Linked DNA regions of Mus musculus: region 1 is linked to region 2. A link is a loop called in an ENCODE intact Hi-C map of the cell type or tissue named here. Cell type or tissue: left cerebral cortex. All regions are shown on one strand. Each heading gives the region's core, and the rest is flanking DNA. Links, peaks and the distances in the headings are about the cores only.

What was found. Peaks named below come from ENCODE experiments on the same cell type or tissue, not always from the same donor. Only the 100,000 strongest peaks of a DNase experiment are listed, where the experiment ranks them.
Region 1: it touches region 2 in a loop (2.7-fold over the local background); 1 of 42 quality-filtered maps calls a loop at or near these places.

What each region holds. Positions count from the first base shown.
Region 1 is chr10:82,238,961-82,244,341 of GRCm38, forward strand. Zfp938 (zinc finger protein 938) reads right to left here and starts at 2,315. Exons shown (of 4, transcript NM_001105557.2): 1 at 2,211-2,315. The coding sequence starts at 2,213. In left cerebral cortex, for the core only: no CTCF peak of the experiment used is centred there; DNase peaks (open chromatin) are centred at 2,044 and 2,375; H3K4me3 peaks cover 1,633 bases; H3K27ac peaks cover 994 bases.
Region 2 is chr10:82,044,409-82,049,789 of GRCm38, forward strand. Zfp873 (zinc finger protein 873) reads left to right here and starts at 3,715. Exons shown (of 4, transcript NM_001319203.1): 1 at 3,715-3,821. The coding sequence starts at 3,819. Gm46195 (a long non-coding RNA gene) reads right to left here and starts at 3,640. Exons shown (of 2, transcript XR_001779681.1): 1 at 3,481-3,640; 2 at 2,039-3,178. In left cerebral cortex, for the core only: no CTCF peak of the experiment used is centred there; DNase peaks (open chromatin) are centred at 2,946, 3,691 and 3,987; H3K4me3 peaks cover 1,587 bases; H3K27ac peaks cover 1,162 bases.

The DNA.
Region 1 (5,381 bases), core at 79-5,078, 190 kb after region 2:
ATATTAGCTAATGTAACTACAAACCAGGAACCCATATTCATGTTGACCTTTGCTCACTGATGTCCAGTTTAAATGTCAGGTTGTATTACAGAAAGGAAAGATGGGGTTTACCTATACAGATAGAAATACAGACTTTACAGTTCTACACATGCCCTGCAGCTGAGGCCCCTGGTTGCCAGAAAGAAGAAAGTTTCCATTACAGAAATAGTGTTTCTAAGACTGTGGATTCCAGAAAAATTCCCTTAAAAGGATTCTGGCCTTGGGCAAACAGGAAAAACCCAGAGAATCAGGCTCTATTCCACAGGGAGGGACTCTGGGGATGGAGTTAAACATTCCCAGGCAGAATTCAGCCAAGATTGCTGCTTTTCCTTAGACACATGGCCTCTCTGTACTACATATGTATAGGAGCATACTAGGCTTTCAGCCCACTGACTAACAAAACTCACAGTAACAACCCATATTATTAGTGTTCTGCTTTGTAAGTTAATTCATCTGGATATCCAACAGTATTGCTGAGCCTTCTAAACTACTTTGTGGGCATATACTAATGGCTTGACTAAATATATCTCTTTTGATCCTTTACAAACTAAGTACACAGGTTGATCAAGAGCTAATGCTATTAAAATGTTTCTATTAAAACAACAGTTAGAGTCCCTTACAGAAATGATCCTACAAAATTGAAAAGGCTTCAACTTACTTCTTCTGACAGAAAAGAAATTATGTCTGGCTTTGGGGAAAAACCCCTATTGTTTCTATGCTATTTAACCAGAACTAATTTAAGAATTACTGCCATGGTTAGGGATAAAATTGATACTTGTCTCCATTTTCTTGGTCCTCTGGCTAACTACTCTGCTTTTGGCACTGACTGAGCCTTTAATTTTCATTCTGATTGGATTAACAGTGGGGTCCTACATCTTAAACTAAAATAGGATGAAATCATGATTTGACACATTCACTAAGACCAGTGGGGAATGTAACAAGGGCCCTGACTCTATGATGACAGTACCATTCAAGCTGTAACTTCAACACAGAGACAGTACCATCTGCCAACAAAAAAACACAAAGGCCTAGTCCATCAAAGTCCAAAGTTATGGGATAGTCTCTACATGTACTACCTTACTCATGTTGTCAACATGGTTTTTTGTGCTTAAAAGCTCCTCATGAAAAAGGCTCAGGGGTATACTGGGATGGACTTGCCTTAGCAGGGAGCTGAGCTAAACCTTGACTAGAAAGTAATTATGTGGTTTCCTGCCATCTTGGCTCTTATATCACTATCATATGGATTTTAAGCTATGGATCCATAGACCCAATGAAAAGTCTAACAATTTAAGCTATCAACAACAGAAAGCAGATGAGAAACAGTATTCAGTACTCATGAATGAAAATTGGTTAACAAAAGATTGAATATATACAGTACACACAGTGACATTCTCTGACTTCAATTGTCAAATACAACTGCAATAAGGGCTATATTGTAGCTAAGCAGTGGTGGCCCACACCTTTAATCCCAGCCCTTGGGAAGGAGAGGCACATTTGTACTTCTGTGAGTTCCAGGCCAGCCTAGTCTACACAGAGAAATCCTGCTTCAAAACAAAACAAAACAAAACACAAACAAAACCCCCATACACAAGCAACCAACCAAACCAAGCAAACAATCTAATAAAAAACAACTTCCTGGGGAAGAATAGAAAGATCGACAAAATATGAGAAGGAAAAAACCCACACCATTAAAATTGTGTCAATTTTGACAACTTAGGCAGGGGAACACAGTGAGTCTGGCCTTACTAACACACGTGACTGGACCACCGTGGCATCCACATGCGAATGTGTTAATGACACAGACCTTACACTGCGCACAGTTAACTGCGATGGATGCTACACCCGAATGTCACGTGCCTGGTGCAGAACTTTAGAGGGCACAGAGAAACTAGAGCTCTGCCTGTCAGAAAATCTGCCTTTCCTGGAGACGGTAAAAGCAAGTGAGGCGCTCACTGCATGGTGACGTCAGCATCAGGGATGTTTTCCCACAAGGGCTCCGAGCTCCCCATAGTCGGAGCAGGGGGTGGAACTCAAGGAGGTCATTCAGGGAGGTGCAGGGAACTCAAGTGAACAAACAGAGAAACACCTGACGCTGATTCCCCGCAGCCCCTGGACAAACACCACAGGGGCCCCGCGGATCCGCCCCGCATTTGGACAGCGATCCAGCTCACCATGGCGCAGGCTGCAAACTCGCACAACTCTCCTCCCAGCTCCCGGCAACAGATCACATCAAAGCACACGGAATCACAGCCGACTTCCACAGAGCCTCAGCCAAGACTGCAGTATGGCGGACCGGAAGTGCTCTCCCCATTCTAACTGCTCGGTCCATCTGGAGTCCCTGATTGGCTAGTGAGGCTTGAGTGACAGGAACAGCTCCCACAGTGACAGATTGCACTGATGTTTCCAGCCCTGGCTTCCACCTCAGGCACAGAACTGCCCCAGACCTGAGGAGTTTGGCACTGCAGTAGAACTTGAGCCTGAACTGCAAAGTTGTCCCCACATTTTTCCTACACTCAGTAGACACTCTTCCTTCGAGTAGGCACAGGAGAGGGTCTCTAGCTTGCAATGACCATTAAACAATGTACAGGGGGTGAACCCACTGCTTCACAGCTATATGGGCGCCCAGCCCGTCCAAGTCGAACTTAAACTACCTAATTGATACGCACCATTCAGGCATTAGCAATTACAGTAATGTTGCTCACATTTCTCTCCACTGCACATTAGTAGCCAAAAGATTAACTTTCCCAGCCTTTTGTGGTGACACTGGCCTATCATGTCAGCATTTGGGAGGTGAAAGCTGGATATAAAAACATTTACGTCTGGTCTACAGAGTGAGTTTCAGAACAGTCAGGAAAAACCAAAACAAGCAAACAAATAAAATGCAAGAAACTTGATTTATGGCACCAAATGCAAACAATTAGGCTTCCCAAACAGGAGGTGACCAGGGTCAGATGATAGATATAGACAGTTTGAGATTAGCATGTCTTGCATAACACAATGGCTCATGTTAACCGAGTTTGTTAAGATGTACTGCTCAGGCAGATTATTTGTACATTATCTCCAAGGCATTTCTTTTACATTAAGCAACTAACTCTACTCTGAGTTGGCAAAGAAAAGAAAATCAAGGAAGACAGAAAGCAAAGACATTTGTGATGAAAGGAGTAAGAATCATGAAAAGAGGACCTGTCCAGTAACACCCTTTGCAGGATGTGTCAAGGTCTGTCTTTCTGTACAGACTTTGCCTCAGGCCTGCTCAGGCTGTGCTTACACAGAATCCAGACTGGAGACTGGAATTATTTACTGTGTGCTCTTCTTACCTATAAGGATCTGGGACCTAGAAGGCTGGTCATCACACATCTGGGCAGTGACTCCCATTGGGACTAAGGTGCTAGATGTCATGTATGTGTCCACAACATTGCTGTTCTGTACCTATGACACTTGCTTATGCTACTGGGATGACCACACAGGTTCTGGGTAAATGACAACCACACATGAAAAACCCCCTACTCTGGTGTGTGTGTGTGTGTGTGTGTGTGTGTGTGTGTGTGTGCATGGTACAGGCCACAAGGCCCTTGCCTGCATGCCTTCCATCTGACAGACCTTACTCTTGGTGGTGGATTTCACCACCAAGCATCATTATCATGCTGTCTTACAACCTCCGTATTCTGGACTTTTAAAATTCAGTGCAGGCCACCACTTCCTGAGGGTTATTCAGGTAAGCCACTCAGGGACATATCTTGCCTAGCAGGTGAAGTTTACATTGCTCCTCTCTCCATCACTGCTGTGCATCTAGATCTGTTCCTTTGACATCTCGGAACAGAAAGCGGTAGAAGGAAGTGTTTTTTAAGACATCATTGTACATATATGGCTGCTTTCCTACGTTTATACCTGTCCTCAACATCTGTGAAGTGTCCTTCGAGATTAGAAGAGGCTTGTTGGATTCCCTGGAAGTATAAGCATTTGATAGCCACCATGTATGTTCTGGGAATTGAATCTTAATCCTTTGGGAAAAAAACAACTAGTGCTTTTGACTGCTGTCCAGTCCAGGTAGAAGTAAGACTTCAAACCAGCCTACAATGAAACCTTTTCTCCTAACTTTGACTACAAAGTGGCTCCTGGGAATAAAAATACAATATTAGATAACTAAATAAAGGGCAGGAGAGATAAGATCATTGGGTTTAGAACACTGGCTGTTCTTTCAGGGGATCAAATATCAATGGCTTGAAACCACATTGTAGCTCAATGCAATCTGTAATTGCCATCTCAGAGGACCAGAGACTCTCTTGTAGCTTCTTCAGGGCGTTGCATGCATGTGGTCCACCACATACATGTAGTAAAAATACCTATAAATATAAATAAAAATTGAGATTCTAAGAAAAGTAGATAATTTACATCATGAACTGGACACTCTGGTGTCCTTAACCAAAAGTGGCCATAAGTGAAACCTGAACTGTGATGGTGGTGTCAAGATGTCTGTACTCACTATCTTGACAGATGGAAGGCATGCAGGCAAGCACCCTATCATGAGAAGCTATTTAAACTTAAAGTCTGTATGATGCTAGGGTTAGATTTGTGTTTGGAAAACTATAGCCCTATAGAATTGATTGGAGAGTATCAAAAGTGAGGTCAGATTCTAGGTAAAATGATTAAGACAGATCTTAGTTATTGACATGGGAAAAATCTACCAGAAGTGAACTTAGCATGGATGTATAGGGGTGAATGACTAGGATAATTAGGGCGCTAAGGGCCTGCGGAACCCAATAGAATCAGAAAACTGAAAATGTGTAGTTAAAGGATGATGAGCTTGGTGTCCTCAGACTGAATCTTAATCCTCACATTCCTGATGGCTGGGGATTCTGACTTTGTTTGAACCCTAATATACACATCATGGAAAGAGATAGCCAACTCCTACAAGTTGTTATCTGGTCCCACGTGGGGAGCATGACATGGACATGACCCTCCCCATACAAGCTAGCAAACAAATAAATATAATTTAAACATTAAAATATATCTACATTCATGTAAGGAAAGCTACCCATCCCTTCAAAGTTGGCAAGGATCCCGCCTCAGTTTTCTTCCTCAGTGCTGAAATCAAAGATGTGTTCTAATTCTCCTCAATCCTTGTCTTACAATTCAGTTTGGTGACCATTTATCTCAGTTCAAGGCACCCAATTCTGAAATATGGATACCATCCAAATAAACTCAGTTGATCTGTTCCTTATGTGATATTGAAGATTAGAACACTCCTACTAAAAACTACTATCTACTTGTATCTGTTTACATTGCTATAGGTAGTATAACTGCATCTCTTTATCTAGTGAAATACTGTTTAGATATACTTG
Region 2 (5,381 bases), core at 111-5,110:
CATTCCAACAGTTAGAGGCATTAAAAGATTAAGCAGGCTGGAGAGATGGCTCAATGGTTAAGAGCACTAACTGCTCTTCCAAAGGTCCTGAGTTCAAATTCCAGCAACCACATGGTGGCTCACAATCATCTGTAATGGAATCTGATGCCCTCTTCTGGTGTGCCTGAAGACAATGACAGGAGAGTGTATTCATATACATAAAATAAATAAATACCTCTTTAAAAAAAAAAGATTAAGCAAACAAATATAATGAAATACAGGAAAATACAAACAGGTGAAGGATATGAATAACACTGTCTGAGACCTGAAAATGGAAATAGAAGCAATAAAGAAAACAGAAACTGAGGCAATCCTGGAGATGGAAAACCTAGGAAAGAGAACAGGAACTACAGACACAAGAATCACCAACAGAATATCAGAAATTGAATACAGAATCTCAGGCAGAGAAGATATGATAGAAGAACTCGATACATCAAACAAAATGAAAAATCTAAAAAGTTCATGACACAAAACATCTAGGGAATTTGGGACACTATGAAAAGATCAAACCTAAGAATAATAGGAATTGAAGGAGAAGATCCCGAGAGCAAAGGCCTAGAAAACGTTTTCATCGCCATCATTGAAGACTGAGATCCCTGTAAATGTACAGGAGAGTAACAGGATCCCAGGAAACTTTTAATGGCTGTGAGTTAGGGAGGGCTTTGTCTTCCTTCAGGGACACACTTCCAATGTCCCCTTTAAACATTTTCTTCATGCTGGTTGGTGATGGGAACACTTTTAATCCTAGCACTGATGAGGCTTAGTCTGGTAGACTTCTGTGAGTTCCAGGCCCTCCTCCTTCACAGAATGAGTTCCAGGGCAGCAAGAGCTTTCTTGAAAAAATAGGGAGAAAGCAAAAGAAAACGGAAAAATTTTGAGACAAGCATTTCCTTTCTCCAATTTTACAATTCATCAATCTCTGATAGAAGTAGATCATGAATGAACTAAACCCCCCACATAGAGATGGCATTTTATATTAGGTGGCCTACTAAATTATAATTTAGCAGATTAAGTACTCACTCATAGGGTAGGACACAGAAAACAGGAAACAAATAAATTAACTGAGAAGGAAACTATATTACAATGTACTTTCTCCATACCTTGTTTATGTCAAAGTCACTAAAAAAATGGAAATAAAAGCATGGGTTCCTAGGACATCCTTGGGCAGAAACAAGAATGAACTTCAAAAGAGGAGTCACAAATATATTAAGAAAAAACAGGCATGGAGAGTAGCAGGGCAGGGCAGGGCAGGGCATGATGTGAGGCGTTGAGACCCAGCTTTGCCTCTGTCTGCAGCCTTCAGCTCTCATGGCTGCTCACTGGTGGCACCTCTGGAGCATCCAGCAATCTCTTCCTTTGGTTTGCTTTGGATGTGTGCTTTCCCATGGTTGGCTCTTTAGGCTGTTGCATATTCACTAGAGCCTTCACAATGTGGAGGGTAAACAACAACATAAAAAACAAAACAAAAAACCAATGTGGAGGGTTAGGACCTCTGTTAATACCTGAATATCTTTTGGAGGCACATGACTACCAAAATATGCATAATTTCTGATAATATTCATTTTCTGGTATTATATTAAAGGCACTTTGTAAAAGGGAAGACCACAATATTGAAGGACATAAAAAAGGTTTAGAAGATGTAGAAGGTAATTTTCATGTGCAAGAGGATATACTCATGTACCTCTGAAGAAATTGTAATATAACCTGAAGTTTTAAGGAAAAGCTACAGTGTAAATAAGGCCAGCTTTGTGATGCTTTTTTTGTTTGTTTGTTTTTGTTTTTTTCTGGCTGTCCTGGAACTCACTCTGTAGACCAGGCTGGCCTTGAATTTAGAAATCTGCCTGCCTCTGCCTCCCAAGTGCTGGGATTAAAGGCATGTGTCACCACTGCCCAGCGTGATGCTTATTAAATTCTCATAATGCCACATACCCCAATGCCAGGTACCTGATCAATGTTTTGAGGGCATTTTTTCTAAGAAACAACACAAGGAAAGAATGCCTTAACAGATGTCACAATTTTAGTGATAGCCACATGAGAGCCATGTTGTACAACTGCCTGTCCATTTGGGTTCACACCATTCAATTATTGTAAAAGGCATAAGCATTGTTGAGTGTGTGCCTTAGTTACGGTTCTATTGCTATGAAAAAACACCATGACCATGGCAAGTCTTATAAAGAAATCTATTTAGTTGGGGCTGGCTTACATTGTCAGAGGTTCAGTCCATTATCATCATGGTAGGAGCATAGCAGTGAGCAGGCAGTCAAGGTGTTGAAGGAGCCAAGAGTTCTACATCTTGATCTGATTGTACCCAGTACAGGACAGGCTGTCTTCCCTAGGTAGCCACGAGGAGGCAGTCTCCCACACTGGATGAAGCTTGACCATAGGAGCCTCAACACCCACCTCGCTAAGTGCCACACATCTTCCAAGGCCATACCTACCCCAACATTGACACACCTGAGTCGTGCCAATCCCCATGGGCCAAGCACATTCAAACCACCACATTCCATTTCCTGGCCTTACATCCTTGTTTAAACACACAAGTCTATAGGGGCCATCATAGCCACAATGCAAAAGTCCCCATAGTATATCATAGTCTCAACAATGTTTAAAAGTCCAAAGTTCAGAGTCTCTTCTGAGACTTATGCAATCTCTTAACTGTAATCACCTGAAAAAAAATCTCAATCATAATGGAAATTGTGTATTTTCAACATCACAGGATGCACATGACCAGTCCAAAATTATAGTGAGGAAATACTGGACCAAAGCCAGACCAGAAATCAGCTGGGGAAACGCCAAACTCTGCATTTTCATGTCTAATCTCTAACTCCTTTCAGCTTTGGTGACTGAAACACAATTCTTTCTCTTGGCTGGCTCCACTTCCTATTAGCAGTTTTCCTTGGCAGGTATTCTATGGCTCTGGCATCTCTAATATAGTCTCCGAGGCAACTTCAACTTCACACCTTCTTGTTCCAATGTTGGGGATCCACACACATTATCTTCTGGGCTCCTCCAAAGGGCTTGAGTCATATCTCCAGCTCTGCCCTCTGTAGCACTCTGCGCTGTTCTTGGTGATCATCCCTTGGTTTTGGGCTCTCCAGTATGCTCTGGTCTTGTGCTCCAACTAGGCTCCATCAATAGCCTCTCAGGCAGACCAAGAGATCGGGAATGTAAAGGGTAGATGAAAAATAAAAATACATCCCCACCCCTAGGTAATCTAAATGGTTGGATTATAAAGGGAAGGGCCGCTGTGGGAAGCAGGGCTGTAGAAGTTCAGGGTAGGGTCGGGGCATGCCAGCCAACTCTGTAAGCAGTATGGACTGAGGGATGCAGGGAGAAGTTGACAGACAGCCTCTGCGCTGATAAAGTACCCACCTTAGTTTTTTATCCCTGGTTGTAGGACCTAACATTCTGTGCCCAGGAGGAAGAAGGGGAAATACCTACTGTGTGAAGGAGAAGTGCCGGAATGACTTTGCAATCCAGGCACAAGTTCAGCTGCAATGCCAATCTCCACAGCTCTGGGAAAGTTCTGTCCCTGCAAACCACTGTGCATTGTCCCTGTAAGGCACTCTTGACTCTAGAGTGTTAGCGCCTGTCACAGAGGCCTTATTAACCAATCAGAGCCTGGATTCGGACTGCCAGTCAGAACGGAGGCGGGCACTTCCGCCACCATGCTGCAGGTTTGACTGTGAGTCTTAGGGAAGCTCTTGTGGTTCTGTGTGCTGCTTTTTCAACTGCTGCTAGGAGCTGTGAGGAGAGTGGGTGAGCCCGGAATCCGCACCATGGTGAGCGGGGCCGCCGTCCCCACGCGGGGAGGATCTGCGGGAGCCCGGGGTGCGGGAACCGGCGGCGAGACGCGGGGCCCGGTGTGATTCCCTTTGTTCCCCCTGAGGTCCCCTCATCTCCCAGGCGGAGGCGGGACCTCTGATCGACTTAGTTCCCCTCTCTGCGCCTGCGTACAACTTGGGACGCCGGACCTGCTGTCCGCAAAGTGCAAAGCACCATTCAGTGCACGCGCATGCGCGGGTTTCACGGTAGCCAGATTTTCTGACTTGCAGAGCTCTAGTTTCTCTAGAGTCTTCTAGAAGTTCTTCACTTGGCATTTGCCATTCAGGTGTGGGCTCCATCTCCAGTGAATTCTGCGCAGGTGTAAAGTCTGTGCTATTAACACATTCGCATGCAGATGCCACCGTGGTCCAATCCCATGTGTAAGACCAGACTTACTGGGTTACCTACATTAACTGTGTTGCTGTTTCTGAGTGCTCTCTCGTGTTTTGTTGGTCTCTTTCTTTCTCAAACAGCACAGTCTTTATCGCAGGTGTAGGGTAACTTAGAAGCCAGACGGTGTCACTGTGCTGTTTATTCAGCCTTGTGTGTTCATGTTTTCTTTCATGCTGACCTTTTGTCATCGGCTTTCTGTCGTTCATTGCAGAAATCGTTAGACTCTTTAGTGGACGTTTGTTGAATCCATAGCTCAGATTGTGTCCTGCAATAATACTGAGACTTCTTGTCTACAATCTTGCAATTTCTCTCCTTTGATTGAATTCGTTGATTTTTTTTTTTTTATTATATATTTATAGTTTTGGCAACCGATATTTGTCCCACTTCTGTGTATTTCTGGCCATTTTATCCATGGTGACATATAAGAGATATGGGGATCTGTACTTTTAATTTACTACATTTGTTTCTTGTACACAAGTGTTTGGCTTTCTTGTATTTGTGTTTATCAGTTGGGTGTTTGGTGTCCATAGAAGACCAAAGAGGCCATTAGATGTCGCCACCAGGATCTAGGAATAATTTTTTACCACCATGTTAGTGCTGGGAACCAAACCCAGCTCTTCCACTAGAGCAGAAGTCTTAGTTGCTGAGCCATCTCTTCTGTCTTAAACTTGACAGACTTTGAAAAATTTGCATGTGAGTGTGCCCATTTCACAGGCTGAAAACTGAGGGTTAAGGTGATTGAGGTTTGTTAAAAGTCTTGTGTTTGGGAGTTGGGAGATGTCTCAGAGGTACTGTTTGAGACTCGGTCTGTTTGACACAAGCTAGAGTCAGACTGGCCTGTGGGCAAATGTGTAGGGTATTCTCCTGATTAATGATTGATATAATAGTGCTTACCCCACTGTGTTTGGTGCCACCATGGCCACCAGTCAAGATCATTTGTACTTTTGTGGCTAGGAACAATTGCTGAGGACCAGCCTCAGTTGTTTTGGGGTTCTTGAGAATGGGAGGATTGGACCAGTGTGAAGTCAAGAGTCTCAGGCAATGATGCAGGCTCAAGCTGACAGGTGACTCATAGTTGTTCAGAAGCTGAGCTCAGAGACAGCTTTCTGGTTTGTCTTTTCTTT